Regions from separate parts of the Homo sapiens genome. Here region 1 is linked to region 2. The links are chromatin contacts, found by Hi-C in ENCODE. All regions are on one chromosome and are shown on one strand. Each heading gives the region's core, a stretch centred on a gene start or an enhancer-like site at or near the end of the contact. The rest is flanking DNA. Distances are from core to core; before and after follow the strand shown.

Region 1 (2,875 bases), core at 199-2,698, 1.1 Mb before region 2:
TGCCCATAGCCCGGACTCGCCAGCCCCACCCCGGGAGCCTTGGCCGGTCCACAGGGCTGCCGGACTCGCGTGGCCGCGTGGACTCCGTTCCCCAGCCGGCCCTTTGCTTTCACACGATCCGCGGTGACTGCACCAGCTCGAGCGCCTTTAAAGGGCCACAGACGCCAGCCGCTGCTATAAAAATGTGCCCGGCGGCAAAGCTGCAGAAGGGGCACCGCTGAGCTGCCGAGAGGAAGCTCGCTCTGCCCGGCTGCCCTCTTGTAGTCCGCCGGCGAGGGGCAGTTCTCGGTGAGGAGGAAGAGAGCAGCGGACGGCACAGCACCCGCGCGGGCCCTCCGTGAGTATCCAGTTCAGATTTTGCCACCAACTCGCCCACGAGCCAGGACATGTGCTAATAATGCCCTAAGCCGGTTATAAAGACGTGGAAATTGAGGGGAGAAAAAAAAAGGGAAAAAAAGGGTCTGTCCTTCCTGGGATTCCTAGCCGAGGCCAGTCTGCTGCCGTGTGCGTGTGCGTCAGGGCTCTCCGGGCGGCAATGGGGGCTTGAGAGCCGGGTCCCCAGCGCCGGGAAGGGAGCGCGGTGGCCGCCACCGCCACCGCCCCGGAGTCCGGCGCCGAAGCTGCGGGCGGGCGGGCGGGCACCAGCTCGGTCAGGGGCTGCTTGGCGCGGCACTGTGCGGTGCAGCGGCGGCGCGGCGCGGTGCGGGCTTTTCCCAGGCGCCCCGGGGTCGGGTGGCCAACGGCGCGGCCGCGGGCGCTGAGCGCGACCGGTTCGCGGTAGCGGTGGCGGCGGCGTGCGTGCCAGGGGCTGGGGGCTCCGCCGCCTCTCTTGCGGCTCACCGAGCTCCGCGCTTCCCTCTCTCCAGGGCAGGCGGCTTCTCAGAGGTAAGCCGGGCCGCCGGGCTGGGCGCCGGGCTGGGCGGCGGGGCCGAGGACTCCCGTGGAGCGGGTATGGGGAGTGGGCGGCCGCCAGGCGGGCCGGAGGGTTCTGGGGAGACTTGCTTTCTGTTGGAAAGCTGCTCTGCTGGGGGCGAGGGGCCGCCCGCCCGCCCGCCCGCCAGCGCTCGGGTTCGCTTGCCAGCGCGCCCCCCTGCCGGCCAGCGGGGCCGGGTGCCCGCTTCTCCCGGGGAGACGGCAGCACCTTTTCTCCCTGCGCCCGCGCTTTCTCCAGCTTGGCTTCCACCGACTTTGCTAATCTCCCGGACCGCATCTGGACGCTCTGGCTCCGGAGCTGCACAAAGCTCAGATTTACTTCGGGGAATTGAGGCAAGAGGGGGCTTTTCGGGCCGAGTTCAGCGGAATTGCGGGATGGAAGTTAGCGAATTTGGGCAACTTGCCTCTACTGCCCAGTCGACCTCAGCCCTCCCCTCCCCCGACACACGCCCACACACACACACCCACGCGCACACCCCTCTCCCTATAAACGCGGGCTGGCGAGCCGCGCGCCGAGTCCCTGCTTCGCAGAGCACCGGACTTGGAGTCAGAGAGACCTGGCTGCGAATCCCGGCTCCGCCACTTTCTAGCGCTGTGACCTTGGGCAAGTTACCGCACCTCTCCGAGCCTCTCTCACTCTTCTCCTAGCGGGGTTTTAGCACTGACCGCAGGCGGCTTGGCTAGGGGGTAGGCTCAGCCTGCTGCCGCGTCGGATGCTCAGCGGGCGCTCAGTAAGTGTTGATCAGGCGCGAGAGTGGCAGCAGCCGGCGCCGGAGTGCGGACTCGCCGCGGAGGCCGACACCCCGTGCCCCTTCCTGCCTGTCCATCCTGTCTCTAAGATCAGTTCCTGATACAGCACTTGCGGGAACGGACGCTCAGGGCCCCGGTGGCCTGGGTGCACGCGCCCGCCGTGCAAGGGATGCTCCCGGCCGCCCCCGGTTCCGCGGCTCCATCTGGGATGCGGCGAGGAGGGCAGCCGAGCTGTCCGCAAACAACGGGCCTTTAGTTTTCAGGTGGCGAAACTGACTGGTCTGGTTAGAGCGCGTCCAAGCCAAGCCGCAGTGCTGTTTGGATTTTTAAATTTCTCCTTCTGAGTGAGAAAATAGCAATCGAGATGGAACCATCCGGTTGGTGCCATTTTAACTTTTGGTCCCCCAACAGGTTAAAGATGAGGCCCCCACCTGCCTCTCCCTTCTCTTTTCCCTCTCCCCTTCCCACCCCTGTCTAGGCGGGAGGGGGCTGCTCGCCCAAGGGAAGGCCTGAAGCGAAGAGCGGGCAGCGGGACTGGGAACTGGTGGCCGGGGGGCCGCCAGGCATCAGCCGGCGAGAAGGCACTTGTTGCTCTAGGTTTCCCAGCCGCCTGTCGCAGCCGTTTCGCAGTGGTCAGCTCGCGGCTTGGAGAGCGGGCTGGGACGTTTCCGCGTTGCCAAGTTTTGCCCACGAACGGGCTAGAGGGTGGTGGAGGAGGGCAGAAAGCCGGGGAAGCAGAGCCAGGGATGCCGATGGAAATGCGATTGCTTCTTCAGACGCATTCAACAACACTTACTGAGCGCCTATTGAGCGCAGACCCAGGCTGGGGTCAGGGTGGGTGGTGGGTCAGTAATGGAAGGCAGAAGATCTGAATGGACACAGGGCCTCTTCTGGGGGAGCTCCCAGATTGAAGAGGGAGGCGCGGTAAAATGGTCTTCCCCCACGAACTGATATCAGAATAGAGAGAGTTTTTTTGCTCGTTCTCTCTTTTGATTTTTCTAATGTTTCTCTTTTGGTTTTGCTGTTGTTGCTGCTGCTCCTGTTGTTTTTTCTTCGTTTTGTACATTCGGGTACCAAGCGGCAAAAAGGAGAGGGAAGGCTGGATAGGAACAGGAAAAGATGGACAGGGCCCCCAGACATTTTTCTTAGGACAGGAAAATTGTCTGATACTGATTGTGCTAGGGCTCTTGAA
Region 2 (3,034 bases), core at 285-2,784:
GGGTAAACTCCCGAGGACTACAAGAGCAGGAGAGGCTTTGTGTGGCCAGGAGGAGAGGCCAGAAGTCAACGAGGCAGGCTAGAATAGGCACTGGATACCAAACCTTCCTGTTCCTAAGGAGACTTCCTTCCAGCCTGAGCCTCCTCTAGTAGTTCGGCTACTAAATGCTCTCAGCCCTTAGGGGCTGTGGTGGGAAGTGGGGAGCGGGGATTGTAAAGTGCTCTAACTATTAATATAATGCGGACTGAGAATGGATGCTGGCACAATTTTTTAAAGGCAGTAGGCTTAACGCTAGTGCCACCTACCCCTACTCCACTTCTCTAGCCTAACCTCAGCCACACCCACATGCTAAGGACCATCCAGGAGGGGGGAGCGTGTAGCGCGCCTGCGTGCTCGTGCGCACGAGAAGCAGAGAGGCAGAGAAGGAGACAAAAAGAGATAGGGGGAGAGAGAGAGAGAGAGCGAGAAGAGAGAGACAGACAAGGACAGAAAGGGGGCTGGAGGAGAAAGAGAGAGAGAGATACAGAGAGAGAGAGAGAGAGAGAGAGAGAGAGAGAGAGAGAGAGAGAGAGAGAGAGAGAGAGAGAGATCAGCCCTGGTGAGGGAGGAAAACTCCATAGATAATACAGGGAGCTCCTGCAGGAAGACTCAGGGAGAAGATCCCAGAACTTACCCTAAGACTGTTGAGAGAGTAGGGGGTAGCTTTGCAGGACCTGGTTTGGGGGTCATCAAGCAGTAACGGTTACTGCACAGGCGTTGCCACTGAGCCAGAGCCATTTAACCCGACCTGTGTGGCTGGGGATCAAGCTTCAGATACCCCATAACTCTGACTCTCAGACTGTTTTGGGGGCCCCGTGGCTGCAGACAAGGGAAGGAGGGGCACGTGAGGGCTGGGTCCCTGCCTCCCCCCGTCCTCCGCTGTCACTCACTACCCCAACAGTCGCCCAGGGGGCGGGACCCGGAGAGGTGGGGATGGGGGAGGGTAATCTTGGCAGGCGCCTGCTGCATGGCGTAGGTAGGGACTATTGAGGGGGGCGGACGCCGAGGGGGTGAACACGAGTGGGAAGCTAAGAGAGACACGGGGAGGGGGAGGGGACCGGGAACCATTTGAATGAGAGGAGGGGATCACGGGTAGAGTGGGCTCCAGGAGGTAGGGCGAGCAGGGTGTGACGGGGGCCAGACTCTTGAGCCAGGTAAGGGGAGCAGGTGCGTAGATCTGTGTTTTTTGTGGGTGAGCGCACTCGGCCCTTGGGTGGAAAGGGGACGCCGCCTTTCCCGGGGGGCCGGCTTCAAAGCTCCAGAGGCTATCTTTTCCTTCTCAACTAACGGGGCCCCGGGCGGGGGCTCAGGCGCCGTCTCTAGTGGCTGCATTCCACTCCGCAATTTCCAGGCGGCCACTGGACTGGGAGTCTCGCGCCGGGGGCCGGCGCTGTCTCGCGAGCCCCCTCCTCGAGCCAGCCAATGGGGTTGGTTGCTGGCACCGCCCGCCCGCCTGGTGCAGAGCGCTGGGCGCTGCGAGCGGCGCTGCCATTTAAAGGGGCCGCGACCCCTGTCCCGGCTGCTAGGGAGGGAGGTAGAGAAGGAGCGCGGGGCCGTCGCTGTCTGCAGTTCTAGGCTTGTAGCCTTTGCACTAACCCTGCCGCAGGTAGGGGTCGGGCCTGCTCAAGCCGAACCGAACCTGCAAGCGGGATCTTGCAGTAGCCGGGAGGCGGTGGTGGGGGGGTCTAAGGAGAGATCGTAGCTCCAAAATGTCTTCCTGTAAATGCCTGAGGTTGGGGGTGGGCAACAGGAGAAGGGAGGACTGGAGGAGCAATGGGAAAGGGGGACGGGGCTGAGGAAGTGGGCGACCTGAAAGGTAACTGGGGGGAAGGGGTTGCGAAGGGCAGTTTGTGGGGGCGGGGGAAGGGCCGAGGGAGGACCTAGCAACGCGGGGAGGGGGGGTGGGGCCAGACAGGGTGGGTAAAGACTGGGGAGCTGGGGGGCTCCTGCAGAGTGGGGAGGGAATAGAAACTGAGATCGCGGGGGCGGGAAAGGCTCCTGGTGGCGACGGCCTTAGGAGACTCTAAGGGGGCGTTCAGCCTGAGTTGCGGGGGGTAAAAGGTAAGGGGGGAAGGGAATGGGAGTTGCAGTCGAGTAGGGGGGTGGGCGGGTAGAACGACCGACTGCCTGGCCAGTGTGGGCACGGGGCCAGGGCGGGGAACGCCTCTCCCCACTGGGGGCGCTGTATTGGGGGGAGTGGTCATTAGGACTAAAGCCTTCGGAAATGCTTGTAGATTGTGGTGGTGGGGGCTGCTCATGAGAAATCCAAGTGGATGATGGGGTGTGTCTCAGAGCCTATATAAGAAGGAATTCAGGCTAAGACCACCTCTACTGCCCCCTCTTCTACTCCTAATCTGCAGTACATATCCAGCCATACTCATGGACCCCAGTGATTTCCCCAGTCCATTTGACCCATTGACCCTGCCAGAGAAGCCCCTGGCTGGAGACCTACCAGTAGACATGGAATTTGGAGAGGATCTACTGGAATCCCAGACTGCCCCAACTCGAGGATGGGCCCCCCCTGGCCCTTCTCCATCCTCGGGAGCCCTGGACCTGCTTGATACCCCTGCTGGCCTGGAAAAAGACCCTGGAGTCCTGGATGGAGCCACTGAGTTGCTGGGGCTGGGGGGGCTGCTCTATAAAGCCCCCTCTCCCCCGGAGGTGGACCACGGTCCTGAGGGAACCCTGGCATGGGATGCAGGAGATCAGACCCTAGAGCCTGGACCAGGGGGCCAGACCCCTGAGGTGGTACCACCTGATCCAGGGGCTGGGGCAAATTCCTGTTCACCTGAGGGGCTACTAGAGCCTTTGGCTCCAGATTCTCCAATAACACTGCAGTCCCCACATATTGAAGAGGAGGAGACCACCTCCATAGCTACTGCAAGAAGGGGCTCCCCTGGGCAGGAGGAGGAGCTTCCCCAAGGGCAGCCACAGAGCCCAAATGCCCCGCCTAGCCCTTCAGTGGGAGAGACTCTGGGGGATGGAATCAACAGTT

Evidence for each region. Hi-C counts contacts between places; a loop is a spot of excess contacts on that map. Pooled maps may share reads with other maps.
Region 1: a map of CD8-positive, alpha-beta T cell shows a loop between it and region 2 (10-fold over the local background). The contact joins the promoter of CITED1 here to the promoter of ZMYM3 in region 2. A Hi-C loop is called at or near these places in 2 of 168 maps with a recorded cell type or tissue (CD8-positive, alpha-beta T cell and natural killer cell), 2 of 37 single-sample maps with no recorded cell type and 8 of 50 pooled maps.

The regions. Positions count from the first base shown.
Region 1 is chrX:72,304,487-72,307,361 of GRCh38, reverse strand. It overlaps CITED1 (Cbp/p300 interacting transactivator with Glu/Asp rich carboxy-terminal domain 1), which reads left to right and starts at 1,448. Exons shown (of 3, transcript NM_001144887.2): 1 at 1,448-1,537. LOC105373250 (a long non-coding RNA gene) reads right to left here and starts at 1,260. Exons shown (of 3, transcript XR_938441.2): 1 at 1,142-1,260. RefSeq lists an enhancer at 393-442 and a silencer at 169-463.
Region 2 is chrX:71,252,640-71,255,673 of GRCh38, reverse strand. ZMYM3 (zinc finger MYM-type containing 3) reads left to right here and starts at 1,534. Exons shown (of 25, transcript NM_201599.3): 1 at 1,534-1,645; 2 at 2,400-3,034. The coding sequence starts at 2,419. LOC105373247 (a long non-coding RNA gene) reads right to left here and starts at 866. Exons shown (of 4, transcript XR_938434.2): 1 at 674-866. RefSeq lists silencers at 919-968, 989-1,038.